2 separate regions of the Homo sapiens genome follow, and region 2 is linked to region 1. Evidence: chromatin loops called from intact Hi-C (ENCODE). Cell type or tissue: endothelial cell of umbilical vein. All regions are shown on one strand. Each heading gives the region's core, and the rest is flanking DNA. Links, peaks and the distances in the headings are about the cores only. Region 1 holds the start of PYDC2-AS1 (PYDC2 antisense RNA 1). Region 2 has its middle 130 kb from the start of OSTN.

Region 1 (8,348 bases), core at 17-8,016:
GGTGTGTTTCAAAATAATATGAATCCCATTTTAGTAAAATAAATATGTACATGTGAGTGTCCATGTACATCTGCGTGTGTGTGTGTGTGTTGCTTGAGAAAAACATAAATGAGTTACCTTTTGCACTGGAATTACAAAGTTTCTAATTTAGATTCAGTATTTGTGGTTTTTAAGTAGGGAAAAAAATAAGAAAAAAAGTATTATTAATTTCCAAAAGTACAGAGTCTTTCTCCCAAGACTGATGATGGAAGAGGACAAAGTCAAACCCTAAGAAAGAGTTTAGCTTTCCTTTTTCAATTTTCTGTTCTTCATTGTTTTTAGGTGAAAACTACTAATTAGCAAATCACCTTTTGATAAGCAATGAGTGTCCTGGTGTGGCCAAAATGCAATTATTTAGGCAACGAATTAGTCACTGAACAAACATATAACTACTTTTGTCCCTTAAATAGAAATAACATATAGGGTGTTTATCTCTTTAGGTTTTCTCTGTACCTGACTTCTGTTCTCTTTGGCACTTAATAATACTTTTGCCAGTGGGTTCATGACAAAGGTATATATATTTATCCAAACCACTCAGTGTGTCCATTTCTAGCAGCTACAGTAAAAATTCAAGTGTTAAAGTAGATGACAACTATTGACTAATGGTTGAGGAAAAAGCAATATTTTTTTCAATTGTTTATCTCTGTCAACAACTAAGAAAAACAAAATATTAGAGAAATCATTTAATTGCTGATTAAGCAATGTTAAAATAGACACTAATATTTTGCAAAGTAAGATGCAAATACATTACTTGTAATTTTAATTTCAAAACAAAATGAAATAAAGTTTAACAAATAATTTGCGTGAATAATTTTATTTTCTAATTTTTAAAAAGTCATTTGAATAAATTATGAAAAAACAGATAAGCAAAAGAAAATATAAGTTAAAATCATCCATCATCCCACTGCCAAAGGACAACTATCCTTAACATTTGTATATTTACCGTTTAGTGTATTTTCTATACTAAAATAGATAGGTGTATATAACATATATAACTTGAATCATAGTAAGCCTATTGTTTCATAAGATTCATTCCATTAAAAAATAAGTCAATAAGCTATTTTGTGGATTACTATCTTATAACAGAAATGTAATGGCAGCAGGATGATCCACATGACAAGCTGATAAAAATTTATTTTTTTTCCGCTTTTTATTTTGAAATTTTAGACTCAGAATAGTTGTAGTAATAGCACAAAGAAATCCTAAAAGTCTTAAATTTCTGAATGTTAACATGTTACTGCATGTGTTCAGCATTCCCATGCATACTTTCTCTCTTTCCCTCTCATATGACTCCTTCTCTCCACAGACTATGTATACATGTGTACATAAATACATATATATACGTATAATACTTTCTAAAGAGAAAGCTGCAAACAGAATTACGCTCTAAACACTTGAGTGTAATTTTCTAAAATGAAGGATGTTCTTTTACATAAACATTACAATTAATAAAATTAGTAAAATTACTTGACATTGATGCAATACTTCTTGTGATACACAGATCAAAGTTACAGAATAAATTCAAATTTCTCCCATTTTTTCTATAATGCCTTTTATAGACCAGGAATGTTCTTTTTCTTATCCAGAGCACAAGCAAGGATAACACATTGCATTAGTAAATTGGGTCAGAGCCAAATCATAGTGGACATTAAGATGTAGGTCTATTAAGAAGTTTCTACTTAATCTTATAAGAATAGAAGACATTGGAAGTTTTAAGCTCAGATTATCAGATTTTGTTTTGTTTTGTTTTTTAAAGGCATTTCTGTTGGCATCACAGAAAATGATTTGGAAGAACAAGACTGTTTAATACATTTCTGGAACAGTGAGACACAAGAGGACAAGGCACAGACCATACAGATGGAGAGGAGGGGAAAATAAGAGATGAATGAAAATGAAGTGTGCAAAGGCAAAGCCTGTGCTCCTCCATTCCAAAGCAGGAATTAAATGGTTTAAGTTTGTGATGGCAGACCATCTCCTACCACTGCTATTCACTTATAAGGAAGAGGACAAGAAAATGTCCTGCCTTCAACTTATGTTTGCAAAGAATGTTTTAAGATTGAGTTTGTAATGCATTGTGTATTTCTCAGTGAAAAGGGATAGTCCAGTTTAACAACTGTCCATTTCACATTTAGCAATCTGTTTACACCATCACAGCCCCCTATTATACGCCAAACTACGAAAGGCCTTGAATGTCAGCCCCCAAAGGTCTTACTTTCTCTAATAGCCAGCCTAAGGTTAGAGATCACTCTTACTTTTGCACTTAAATAAATGGATGGTGCTAAACTTCTGTCATTTAACAAGCTAAATTAAAGAATAATTAACAGCCTTAACAGTTAAAATAAAAATATGCATAAGATGTTTTACAATCCTATAAAACCTAATGAAATATATTATTCAATTAAAAACTTTCACCTGAGAACTTAGGTTCTTAGGTTTATCATACAATTCAATCTGCACATCTTCTGGGAATTGAGTTAAAAATGCAGATTTTGATTCCATGGGTCTGGGGTGGAGTCTAAGATTCGGCATTTTAACATGCTGCCAGGGTTTGTCCATGATGCTAGTTCCCAGACCACACTCTGAATAACAAGAATGTAGCAATCATTGATTGAGTCTCACTGGATAATAGATTTTTACTTGGAGAGGGAGGTGGCACAAGCAGGCTGGAAAGAGTACAAGGGTGGGAGTCAAGGATAAATAGTTCAAGAACTATCTCTGCCATTAATAAACTGGGTGACATGAGGCAGATCCTATGATCATTTGGGGCCTCAGTTTCCTCGATGTATATATCTGCAATGGAATAGTGAATTGGTTTTCTAGGACATAAAGATATGTTTTTAGCAAACATTTAACAAAATTCAAACCTTAATGAGCAGACATGCTATGGCTGGTTTAGTTGCAGTAAATGTATTTATTTAAAAATGTTCAATGTTTTCCTGCTGAGAGTGCATCTGAAATAGTTACCATCTGATTATAAAGAAAATGGAAAACTAAATTTCAAGAGAAAATGACCTCTTCTCTTCATAAAGTTGAAGGCTAAATGAAAGAACAAACAAAGACTGTGGCCGAGGAACCATAAATCAGGAGATTAAAATATTCCTTCTATATACAGAAATAAATAACCTACTTTTCTTCCTTAGGCATGGCTTTTAGCAAAATACACTGTTTTTGAATTTGAAATGAAACAGTTTTTCATTTCATTTAAACATGTGGCTCTCAACCGATGGGAGACAAAAGACAATTAAGTATAGTCTATTGCTTGCAGAAGCATTCAGATTAGTAGGGGCAGTGTTCCCAAGAAATCAATGGGGTCTAATCAGAACACCCAAAATCCAAAAGTATACACCTTGTACAAAACATTATTTCTTCATAATCTGTAAGTCGTTGTATTAGTCTGTTTTCACACTGCTGATAAAGACATACCCGAGACTGGGCAGTTTACAAAAGAAACAGGTTTATTGGACTTACAGTTCCATGTGGCTAAGGAGGCCTCACAATCATGGAGGAAAGTGAAAGGTACATCTCACATGGCGACAGACGAGAAGAAAGCGTCTGCAGGGAAGCTCCCATTTTTAAAACCATCAGATCTCGTGAGACTTATTCACTATCACGAGAACAGCACGGGACCCGCCCGATGATTCAATCACCTCCCACCAGGTTCCTCCGGCAACATGTGGGAATTGTGGGAGTTACAATTCAAAATGCTATTTGAGTGGAGACACAGCCAAACCATATCAGTAGTAAACTAGATAGAATGGATTTTTAAAAAGTGAAGAAAGAGAAAAAGAGAGGGAAGGAAGGAGAGAGAGCTGTATTATTTAACTTGGCAGAGACTTATAGTGAGCACATTCATTCACTTGTCACAATCTTTGGGATCAGCTGTGTTTTTGAAGCAGCCCAGTATCCAGGGGTCACCTTTTGCCAGCTGCCTGGGTCCTGTTGCTTTTGATCACTTTCTCTGGCAGATGTGATGTGATTCTATTTGCCAGCTCGCTCCTTTGACTTTGCTAACTCAGTGCACACTGCTCTCATCTCACTAGCAGGGCTGCCTCTGGGTGAAAGCACTTACTCCTGCCAAAGGCGATCTCCCCTTGGAAGGGCAAGCCCCTGTCATCACCTGACAGCCCAGACTCCCACGGCAGATGCAGCTCTCCCTCTGGTCCTGGTGTCAGATTCAAAGGCCTGACAAGCTTCCATCAGCAAAAGCTCTCTTTTAATTGCTATAGATCAAAAAGTGCTGAACATGTCCATCAAAATAGAGTAGAACAGGATAGAGGAAGAGAGGAAAGATTAGGCATTTACCAAGATAACCCAGGGTTTCTTCATGCCACCTGGTCCCATCTGATTAATGAGGGGGTCATTTTCCCACCAATACCATAAACAAAAAGCAACCAATTTCATTGTCTGTATCAATATACGGACATGTATTTTCTGCCATGTATTTTCTATTTCCTATAATTTGTCCCTACAGTTACCTCATATTTCCATTAGGGGACACCCGCCAACACACACCCACACCTACAAGAGAGAAAGAGAGAGAGCCCTTAACCGCATTTCTTTTTTTAATTTTACATACTTGTTATTCCTTTGTTCTTTCCTATTGCATTCTATCGACATGGCAAAAAACTTGATTTTCATAGCTGGAAATGGGCTTCACTAAACAGAGTCTAATAGTTGAGTAAACTAAGGCCAAGAGAATTGATCTGACTTCTGCAAGGCTACACAGAAGCTTTACCTACTACCCCACTTTCTATTTAATGTACCCTTCTATTTCATGACTATGCTAGCTATATTTAAATAACTTGATCTAAAAGCTCCAGAGGCAATCACACGTGCTCGTTGGAAACCAAGCCCACTATGCCACATTGGCCCTGCCACTCAATAGCTTCCTTCTCTGTACAGTGAGACGTGCAGCCTTCCCTACCTCGCAGAGGAGTTGTGAGCATTGCAACTACTGTCTTGGTAATGCTATTCAGTCCAAACACACAGTGAGTTCTAATTTATCGACTATTTCTTTTTTTTTTGTTAACTTTCATGTTAAGTTCAGGGGAACATGTGCAGGTTTGTTACGTAGATAAATTTGTGTCATGGGAGTTTGTTGAACAGATTATTTCATTACTCAGGTATTAAGCCTAGTACCCATTAGTTATTTGTTCTGATCCAGTCCCTCCTCCCACCCTCTACCCTCTGAAAGGCTCAGTGTATGTTTTTCCCCTGTGTTTGCCCATATGTTCTCATCATTTAGCTCACACATGCAATATTTGGTTTTCTGTTCCTGCGTTAGTTTGCTAAGGATAATGGCCTCCAGCTCCATCCATATTCCTGTAAATGATATGATCTCATTCTTTTTTATGACTGCGTAGTATTCCATGGTGTGTATGTACCACATTTTCTTTATCCAGTCTATCACTGATGGGCATTTAAGCTGATTCCATTTCTTTGCTATTGTAAATAGTGCTGCAATGAACATATGTGTGCATGTGTCTTTAGAATAGAACAAATTCTATATTCCTTTGGGTATATACTGAGCAATGGGATTCTTGGGTCAAATGGCATTTCTGTTTTTAGGTCTTTTAGGAATTGCCACACTGTCTTCTACAAGGGTTCAACTAATTTATATTCCCCCCAACAGTGTATAAGCATTCCTTTTTCTCTGCAGCCTCACCAGCATCTGTTCCTTTTTGACTTTTTCACAGTCATCATTCTGGCTAGTGTGAGATGGTATCTTATTGTGGTTTTGATTTGTATTTCTCTAATGTTCAGTGATTTTGAGCTTTTTTTCAGATGATTGTTAGCCGTATGTATGTCTTCTTTTGAAAAGTGTCTGTTCATGTCCTTTGCCTGCTTTTTAATGGGGTAGTTATTTTTTCCTTGTAAATGTCAGTTCCTTAGAGATGGTGGATATGAGACCTTTATTGAATGCATAGTTTGCAAAAATTTTCTCCCATTCTGTAGGTTGTCTGCTCACTCTGTTTATAGTTTATATTTTCCTTTGCTGTGCAGAAGTTCTTTAATTCTATTTGTCAATTTTTGCTTTTGTTGCAATTGCTTTTGGCATCTTTGTCATGAAATCTTTGCCTGTTCCTATGTCCTGAATGGTATTACCTAGGCTGTCTTCCACGGTTTTTATAGTTTGCTGTTTTATATTTAAGTCTTTAAAACATCTTGAGTTAATTTTTGTATGTGGCATAAAGAAGAGATCCAGTTTCAATCTTCTGCATATGGCTAGCCAGTTATCCCAGCACCATTTATTGAATAGGGAATCCTTTCCCCATTGCTTCTTTTTGTAGCCTCGACTATTTCTTAAGTAGAAATTAGTATTCAGAAGAAGTAAAACATGTATAGTTTACTCAACTTATTTAATGCATCTTAATAAGTTAGAGACCAGCGATCTCCAAAAATTGAGGTTTTCGTGATTTTTTTTTTTTTTGGTGGATCAACAGATTGACAAATGTTATTTTCCCAAGTAAACAAGTTTCTAAAATTCTCGCTATCACATTTGTCCTATAAACTAAAAAAAACTTAAATTCAAAGTAGAATAAAGGGCATAATTTGAAAATCAAAAATAATCCTTCCCCAAAACAAATAATACTTTTGATTCTGATGTGAAAATGCTGTCATGGACCAGTGTAACAAGCACTAGAGTTTGCAAGCCCTGTGTTTTTATCTCATCTCTAATAACAAAGAGGCATGTTGCCAGAGACTGCATGTAGCCCTCCTTCTTCCCATCTTCCCATATGTGCCAGGAAGAGGCAAAGCTCAGGGGCTTTGACTGAGAAGACATTTTTCCAGGACTCTAAATGAAGCAGCTACCAGTAACTGAAAACTTATCCAGTCTTCATCAAATCTGCACATAAATTCGATTTGCCAAAGTCAGTATCCAAAAAAAAAAAAAAAAATTCATCAAACACAGACAATAAGCGAACCTAACAAAATGAATGCTGGAAAAAGAGCAAGCTCTGCCCTTTATTGTAAAACTCACCTGTACTTCTGGTGATGTTCATAAAAACGGTGTATGAGAAAATAGACTGAAAGCTTAATAAAAGATCGATGTGGGCTGTGACTGCATGAACGGTGTTCAAATTTAGGAAGCAATAGCTTGAACTCAGTTTTGTAGCATTCAGACCATGCCTGGAGGTGAGATTTCAGCAGGGACAAAGACAGACTAAAATAGGCAAGAGGAGACAATCAGAAGTGCAAAGGCCCTGGGCTGTATCATAAAAAGATACTGATGACCCCAGGGATGTCTATGTCAGAGTAGTAAAATTTCAGGAGCAACAGTCACTGTTTTCAGAAGGCTGAAGAGCTGTCATGCAGAAGAGAAAATAGAACTGCCAGAGCCACACGAAGGTCAAAATGATTGGAAACGAAGTAAAATAGACTTATACAGCAGAAAGAAAAAAATCTAACTCTTACAGTTGCTCCCCTCTCCCCAGCCCCCCCAAAATGGAGTGATTTTCTTGAGCAGTGTTGAGTTCCTTATACTGGGAAGTAAGGAATGTCCACACCAAGGAGTTATACCAGAAAGTCTAACAAAAATAAAAAAGATGGTGCTATACATTCCAGCTAAGAGCTGGAAATCTGATAATTCTACTGTATAATCTTGAACATCTCCCAGCTACTTTCTCAGTCTTGCTTTGTCCACAAGTGAGGCTATTATATATAATAAACTCAGAGCATCTTTGCAGTTTGAATATGCTCTGGCTTTTATCAATAAACCTATCTGGGTTTTTTCCTTACCTTTGATTATGCAGCTATCATTTATTGACTATTTTCCTTGAAAAGGGCACTGTAAAATGTTGAAGTATGGTATATTATTATTCCCATTTTAAAGATAGAGAAGCTAAGTTTCAGAGCCCATACATAATTTTCCCAAACCACACAGCTGGCAAGTCAAGGACGTAATTCTAAATCCAAATCTGTCTAAAGCTCTTAAACCACATGGTGCATGGACTGAAAACATTTAAAATTTATTATCTTGAAAGGATTCTCATTTTGTCCTAGCAGCATTGCCAAATCCTATGCCTATAAATTTACACAAATTCCTGATTACCCAAGGATTAACTTGGAGATCAGCATCATGAAATTGTTGCCCTTCCCCGATCTGTTTTCTTTGATATTAATACAAGCTTCCATGATAATTCCTCTTTTCATGTCCTGGGACTCACTGCCCATAAAAATGATACTTCCAACAGCGTAGGATTATGGGTCTTTGTGTTCTCAACCATAGTTGCCTCTCTTTGCACTCCACTTCAGTTATTTACTATATGGGCTCAAGACCTATACCATATCTAAAATATTTTCTTTCT
Region 2 (8,348 bases), core at 190-8,189, 360 kb after region 1:
CAAAAGCACGTGCAAAATTACAACCGTGGTAAGTGAAGCAAAGGCTAAAGCATGATTAAAGCATCTAATAGATAAATCCAACCTGGTTATAAAAAGAAAAAAACCTGAGCTGATGATATCTTATGGAAAATTAAAAATTAACTGGTGACATGAAGTAGTGGAGAAGACCATACTACACAGATAATAATGTGCAGAGGTTTATGCTGAGAGGACTCTGAGAAAGGATAAACATGCCACTGTTGCCCAAGTTGAGAGAGCAAGGGGGTAGGATCCAAGATAATGTCTAAAGGACAGGCAGGCAGGGACTGATTACATAGGCCATGTTAAAAATGTTGGCCTGTATCCTACCAGCTAATTCCTAGGAGCCTCTGGGTATTCTGGGTAAATTGCAGGACTCAACGAATAGTTGTTCCATTCTATTTGTATGTCATCTATGCTTTTCAATTCCATTTAAAACTGATAAAACTCATTCTTCTGAACTGGAATTGATGCAGCAGAGTTGGTCAGACAGCAAAGACAATTTCTGAGGACACTGCTTGATAATGTTTTCTGTGTCTTTAGGAAAAGCCTCTGTCTTGTAAAGGCATCTTAGTTCTGTCCACTCAGAAGACTCAGTAGCTATTGTATACGTATGTTCAAAAGGAATCATTTTTTCTATCCATTCACATTAATGAATTTAGAATAGTAAATGGACTTAAAAACTTTAGGGAGTCTTTGGACAATTTTATCTTTTACCATCCTACTCCAAATTTTATATTTGGGAAATTCAACCTGAATAATGAATATGTAGGGCAAAAACCAGGTTAGGATTTGGCCACTAATTCCCTTCTGAAAAGAAATGCATTGAAATTTAAGGAGTATATCAGGTGCTGCTCTACCCTAGTAGTTGGACAGGTATCTAACATGAAGCCTTGGAAATCAGTGCCATATAAAATGCCTGAATACAATTTAACAAATGAAACAGCAAATTAAATTAATAATAACAGAGAGAAGGCTCTTCATATAGACAGCAAGGGTGTGACTGGCATTTTTACCATATTCTTTCCCTTCTATCTTGATTAATTTTTCTTTTGCTGAGAAAAATTTTGTAATTCACATGGAGTCTTATGTTGTTTTTCACAACAAATTCTGCCCAATACAGTAATGTGACATTATTTTTTCCAGAACAGCAGAAGGTAGCTTAGATGTCTTATTCTCAATTTTCACAGTTTGTTTTCTCAGGATCGTAAATGTATTTTGCATATGAGAAAGATTTAAATGCTAGAGTTGGCTGTTCTTATTATTTCGTTGAAAACAAAAGAACGTTTGGATGTTCTATGTTTTTCCAACTTTACAGCTGTTTGCCCTCCTTTTGTTTGGGTCATTTCTTATAAACTCATCAAAATAGGGAAGAGGTAATTATTAAAAATGATTCCCCCATATATTTTAAGATAATCAATAAATCGGTTTTTTATCCACAATGTGTCTTGGTAATTCTGAAGGCTGTGTAGTTGGAGCTATCTAGGTGGGTTAGTGCTTCCTAAATCTGGTGACATTAACTGAGTTGAGGTCTAGAATTTTTCAAGCTGCAAAAGTGATTTAGATATATAGCAAGTCATTAGAACCAACAGACCAGAAGATCAAGTTACTTTCCAATTCTGAAATTGTATGATTCTAAACTATCAGCCTATGGCAGGGTTCATTTTAAGATGTCAAATTTTACTGTGATGTTCTGGTTTTGAGTTCCCTTTCATGGGAGAGTGCATGGTTTCCCAGGCGTTACAATGTTTTAACACAGGTACCTCAAAGAACATCTTGTTAAGAAAGTTTTAAAATGACTAACAGGAAAACTGTGCTGAGTTTATTAGTCACTGTGCCTTGTAAACACTATAATGATTCATTCTAGTGAATAATTCCAAGGTTTAAACTCCTGGTATTCCAGGAGTTGTAGGTATGAGTTGGAGATGGGATAACCTAAAAAGAAAGGCAAAATTATAATTTTCACAATTTGGGGTTATAAAGTACTCTGATCTCTCAGTCTAGCCACTATAAATCTACCTTTGCTTGGATTTAATTGATTACTTCATAATGGTTATCTTAACCATACTAAAACCTGTGAAATCAGACATCTTAAAACGTGTTCCAAGAAACATTTCAATTCAGTCTGAAAACCATCTCAAATAGTCTCAGAGATGTGATTTCTACTCAGAACCTTGGCCTACCACTGCCCATACTCCTCCTCTGACACACTTACAATATTGCATTGCTTTGGTAGGGTGCTAGTGTGCATGATTTGTCTTTCTTTTACAGAGTCAGTTTTTTAAATGCTTGCATTGTTCCTTTTTTGTTTTTTGTTTGATCTCTACATTCAATTAAATTAAACCAGAAACCAGGTTCTCATCTGAGCATCTGAGTTCTGTGAATAATTTCCTATGAGGCTCTCAGAAATTAATACTTTAGTCAAAGCTTTTCTTTGCAAGCAACAAAATTATATATGACTAATTTAATCTGAGAAAGGATATGAAAACAAGGATATTCTATATCTCCAAGAAGACACAAGATCTAATGTTAGAGCCTATGAAGCCAAAACAAGCCTGAAACCATATCACAGAATGATTCTCATGATAATACTAGGATTGTACCATTAATGCCATCCATACTGGACACTGGGTTTACTGTTACCTGAAAGCCTCCCTTGCCAGCATGATTTTCTTCTCTCTTCTACATAGCTAGTTCCTGAATCCACACTTGAAACAATATACAAGTTTATGTGCCTATACTTTCATCCGTTTAAGAAAGGAGGACAAGGAAATCAGTATTTGGATTTTTTCTTTTTGCTTCCCTTTATAAGGGGAAAGATTCCCTAGATATAGAAAAGAAGATGTGATTTTGGGTAGAAAATAGTCTACTCTAGACATCTTCTTTATTGTTCAAATTCAACATATAACCTTCGGAAACAGTAAAATTATTTCCCTAGCTATCATAAGGCAGCTATATCTTATGCAACAAACGATACACTTCTGCTCTATCAGCTAAATTCTATTTCAGTCAGGACGCTTTTGTCTGTGAATGACAAAGAACTCAACTCCATTGGCATGAGACAAATGAATTTATATTCTTACGTAACAACACACATAGAGATAAAGCTGTTTGTTAATTTAGTAGCTCAGTGAGGCCAGAGAGCAGGAGAGGGATAGCAAGAGAGGGAAGGAGAGAGAGAAAGAATGGTTTCATATCTGAGAAAGAACAGTTTCATATATTTGTCCAGGACTATGACTTTTGCATATGCCTAAATGAATCACCAGCAAAAGACATGGAGTTACACTGATTGGTTTAGACTTAAATCACCCTCTTGAGGCAGTAGAGGACTCATCATTCCTGAGCATATTGTTGTTCAATAAGTAGGGCGGGGGTAGTCAGAGTTCTGAAATGTAAAACGGTATCTTTGTAGGCAGTGTCTGCCACTTTTGATGCTACATTTTTTTTCAGTTTTCTGGATATACAAAAGAAAGAGAGTGACCAAAATTTTCTCTAAAATTTCTTAAATATTTAAGTAGGCTCATTTAAGAAAAATACATGGGTGCAATCTTTAAAAGTCATTAAAATCTAATGAGGGATATAGACACATGATTCCAATTCAAAGCAGAGTGAGGTATAGACTTTATAGAGATACAGGTTATAATGGGATTATTATATTAATGATGGAATATATAATTGCCTGTATACCATAAGTGCTTAATAAATATGAATCAAAAGTAAAAAGTTTCATAACATTAAGGATATGGTATGAAGATCATACAGGACTTTAAAAATCACTGACTCTGATTAGATTGAAAGAATGTTCCTATTCCTTTCATTTTAAAATTTATAAAATAACTGATGGCAAAAAGATTTTTTGGGTTTATTTTTGCTACGAGTCTTTTTCTTAGAATTTCCACTAATACATACTCAAAACAATCTAACCCGTGTTGCAGATTATTTACAATTATTTTTATTTTGAATGGGGGTATCATATTTTGCATTTTGATACCAAATACTTCTGAGGTGTTTTTTTTTTTAATTAATTAATTTATTTTTTTGACTGTTCTTGCTGTGTCACAGGCTGGAGTACAGTGGTGCTATCTCAGCTCACTACAAACTCCGCCTCCCGGGTTCAAGCGATTCTCCTGCCTCAGCCTCTTGAGTAGCTGGGACAACAGACGCGTGCCACCATGCACAGCTAATTTTTGTATTTTTAATAGAGACAAGGTTTCACCATGTTGACCTGGATGGTCTTAAACTCTTGACCTCATGATCCACCCGCCTTGGCCTCCCAAAGTGCTGGGATTACAGGGGTGAGCAATAATATTTTTAAAATAAGAACTACATTTATCCATCTATTTATTTAATAAGCATTTATTGAGTGCCCAGTATATGCCTGGATTGATTGTCCTTGACATTATTCTAATACTGACTTTGCAGAGGCACACAAAACACACAAGTTTCCGTCATCAAGGTAGATAATGATCTCCTCAAAAAAAGAAGAAAATTTCTTTGAAAAAAGAGTGAAGAAAGAAATAGATAAGATAAATTGAGAGTCCTGTGCTGGACATGAGGGGAACTAAAATGCGTAGGCCAAAGATCTGTGACCTCATGAAGATTTAAAACCTATGAGCAAATAGAAGTTCAAAGCAGGCAGGTACCACATGGCTTTTGTTCAACAATGTGTTGCAAACACCTAGCATATGCCTGCAGATAGTAAACATAAAATAAAAAATTAACAAGTGAATAAATGGAAGAGATGATAATATATACATTTAAATGTTTATGATCAAAATTTTGATTTCTATATTTATGATTCCTCATCTTAAGTAAATAAATTGTTGAATTCATGGTTGAAAGTGTTAGTAAAACTTTAAAAAGGGTAACTCTAGTGCTTGAAAAGTCAAATTGGAGAATAGAAATAAATGACTATTTTTCATATTCTTATTTTTGATCCATATCTATTTTTACATTTTATTCATCCCTTTTATTCAAAAATATTAATGTGTTAGGAAAGGTTATTTTCTTTGAATTCGTTCCATGCCACATTTTGTCTTGGCAGAGGAAAGAGTGCCTCCTTATGTGGAAAAATATAAACCCTAAGCAAGAATGAATTTTTCACTCAAAGACCATGATATTAACATTATAGGAAATTTGTTATGCACATTTGCAGGGCAAAGCATATAGTACTTTCCTTGTGATAACTGAGATTGCTATAAATAGTGAACCATCTTCTCTACAGGATTATAAAAGTCATTCTGTATATTTAAAAGTTCCAAGTAGAGGAATAAAGAAGAAAAATGGAACAAGAATAAGCATTTAGCTATCATTGTTCTTAGGATTCTGTGCAAATTATAAAGCATGAAAGCAGAGATCAAGTAGGGAAAATCTCACCGATTTGCCATGAAACTTATTTTCATTGTATTCTCTCTTATTTGCAATAAAAGGCATACTTTTTATTTTAAGGTAATTGCAGAAAATAAAAAGTTTATTATATACAATAAAATAATATATGTGTGATATTTAAGTAATAGTTTTCTTACAAAGAAAATATCTGGTCAAAATTTTTTTAAAAGTAAAAGCAAAATCTCTCACCCTGGAAAATCTTAGCAAGCTTTATCAATCAGAATATACATATAATTTTTTTTAGTATTTAATTTTTGTGGGTACATAGTAGGTATATATATATTTATCGGGTATATGAGATATTTTGATACAGGCATACAATGCATAATAATCACATCAGGATAAATGGGGTATCCATCAATTCATGCATTTATCCTTTCTTTGTGTTACAAACAAGCCCCTGTACTCTTTTTTGTTATTTTGAAATGTTCAATAAATTATTGTTGACCATAGTCACCCTGTTGTGCTATCAAATACTAGATCATATTTATTCTAACTACATTTTTGTGCCCATTAACTCTCCTCCTTCCCCCAACAACCCTTCCCAGCTTCTGGTAAATATTGTTCTACTCTCTATCTCCAGGAGTTCCATTAAAAAAAAAACAGCTCTCACAAATAAATGAGAACATATGAAATATGACTTTCTGTGCCTGGCTTATTTCGCTTAACATAGTGACCTCCAGCTCCAACCATGTTATTACAAATGACAGGATCTCATTATTTTGTATACTACATTTTTTCTGTGCACTCCTCTGCTAATGGACACTTACGTTGCTTCCAAATATTGGCTATTGTAGACACTGCTGTCATAAACATGGGAATCCAGATATCTCTTTGATATACTGATTTCCATTCTTTTTGGGTATATACCCAGCAGTGGGATTGCCAGATCACATGGTAGCTCTATTTTTAGTTTTTTGAGGAACTTCCAAAATGTCCTTCATAGTGGCTATAATAAGTTACGTCACCACCAACAGTGTACGATGTTTCCCTTTCCTTCACATCCTTACCACCATTTGTGATTGCCTGTCTTTGGGATATAAGCCATTTTAACTGGGGTGAGATGCTGTCTCATTCTAGTTTTCATTTGCCTTCCTCTGATAATCAATTATGTTGAGCACCTCTTCGTATGCCTGTTTGCCATTTGTATGTCTTCTTTTGAGAAATATCTATTCATATATTTTACACATTTTTAAGTTAAATTATTAGACTTTTTCCTATAGAGTTGTTTGAGCTCCTTATATATTATGGTTATTAATCCCTTGACAGGTAGTTTGCAAATATTTTCTCCCACTCTGTGGGTTATCTTTACTTTGTTGATTTTTTCATTCACTGTGCAGAAGCTTCTTAACTTGATGTAATCCTATTTGTGCATTTTTGCTTTGGTTGCCTATGTTTATAGGATATTACTCAAGAAATCTTTGCCCCATTCCATGTCCTGCAGAGTTTCTCCAATGTTTCCTTTTAGTAGTTTCGTAGTATGAGGTCTTACTTTTAAGTCTTTAATCTATTTTAATTTTATTTTTTATATGACATGAGATAGAAGTCTACTTTCATTCTTCTGTGTATGGACATCCAATTTTCCTGACACCATTTATTGAAGAGACTGTTGTTTCTCCAGTGTTTATTCTTGGTAACTTTGTTGAAAAAGAGTTAACTGTGGATGTATAAATTTATTTCTGTGTTCTCTATTCTGTTCCATATTTCTGTCTGTTTTTATGCCACTACAACATCGTTTTGGTTACTATAGCTTTGTGGTGTAATCTGAAGTCAGGTAATGTGATTCTTCCAATTTTGTTCTTTCTGCTAAGAATAGCTTTGGCTATTTTGGGTCTTTTGAGCTTTCATATAATTTTTAGGATTTTTTTTTCTATTTCTGTGAAGAATGTCATGGGTATTTTGATAGGGATTGCATTGAATCTGTAGATTGCTTTAGGAAGTATGAACATGCTAACAATATTGATTCTTCCAATCCATGAACATTGAATATCTGTCCATTTGTTGATGTCCTCTTCAATTTCTTTCATTAATAGTTTTCATTACAGTAATCTTTTACTTCTTTAGTTAATTTCTAGTTATCTTAGTTTGTTTCTATCTAATGTAAATGGGATTACATTCTTGATGTATTTTTCAGATAGTTCATCTTTACATAGAAATGCTACAGATTTTTGTATGCTGATTTTGCATCCTAAAATTTTACTGAACTTGTTTATTATTAATTCTAATAGATTTTTTTGGTGGAGTCTTTAGGTTTTCCCAAATACAAGATTATATCTTCTGCAAACAAGGATAATTTTACTTCTTCCTTTTCAATTTGGATGACGCTTTATTACTTTCTCTTGTCTAATTGCTGTAGCTAGGACTTCCAGTACTATGTTGAATAACAGTGAAAGTGGGCATTTTTATGTTCCAAAGAGGAAAGGTTTTCAGTTTTTCCCCATTCAGTATGATATTAGCTGTGGGTCCTTTGTATACAGCTTTTATTATGTTGATGTATGTTCCTTTTATACCTAGTTTTTGAAGGTTTTTACCAAGAAGAAATATCAAATTTTATCAAATGTTTTTCAGCATTAATTGAAACAATCATATGCTCTTCGTCCTTTATTCTGTTGATATGATGTATCATGTTGATTGATTTGTACATGATGAAACACCTTTGCATCCCAGGGATAAATTTCACTTGGTCATCATTAGTAATCTTTTTAATATGCTGTTGAATTTGGTTTGCTGGTATTTTGTTGAGAGTTTTTTTTGCATCAATGTTAATCAGGGATATTGAGTTGTAGTTTTCTCTTTTTGATGTGTCTTTGTCTGGTTTTGGTGTCATGATAATGCTGGCCTCACACAAGGAATTTGGAAGTAGTGCCTCCTCCTCTGTTTTTTTGGAATAGTTTGAGTAGGATTGTAATTAGTTCTTCTTTAGATGTTTGATAAAATTCAGC

Evidence for each region. Hi-C counts contacts between places; a loop is a spot of excess contacts. Peaks named below come from ENCODE experiments on the same cell type or tissue, not always from the same donor. Only the 100,000 strongest peaks of a DNase experiment are listed, where the experiment ranks them.
Region 2: a loop joins it to region 1, with 2.1 times the contacts of the local background. A loop is called at or near these places in 2 of 110 quality-filtered maps.

The regions. Positions count from the first base shown.
Region 1 is chr3:191,420,764-191,429,111 of GRCh38, reverse strand. It overlaps PYDC2-AS1 (PYDC2 antisense RNA 1), which reads right to left and starts at 3,588. Exons shown (of 7, transcript NR_120606.1): 1 at 3,508-3,588. In endothelial cell of umbilical vein, for the core only: no CTCF peak of the experiment used is centred there; no DNase peak of the experiment used is centred there.
Region 2 is chr3:191,060,331-191,068,678 of GRCh38, reverse strand. No RefSeq gene overlaps it. Among named protein-coding and RNA genes, the nearest start is that of OSTN, 130 kb to the left of the region's middle. In endothelial cell of umbilical vein, for the core only: no CTCF peak of the experiment used is centred there; no DNase peak of the experiment used is centred there.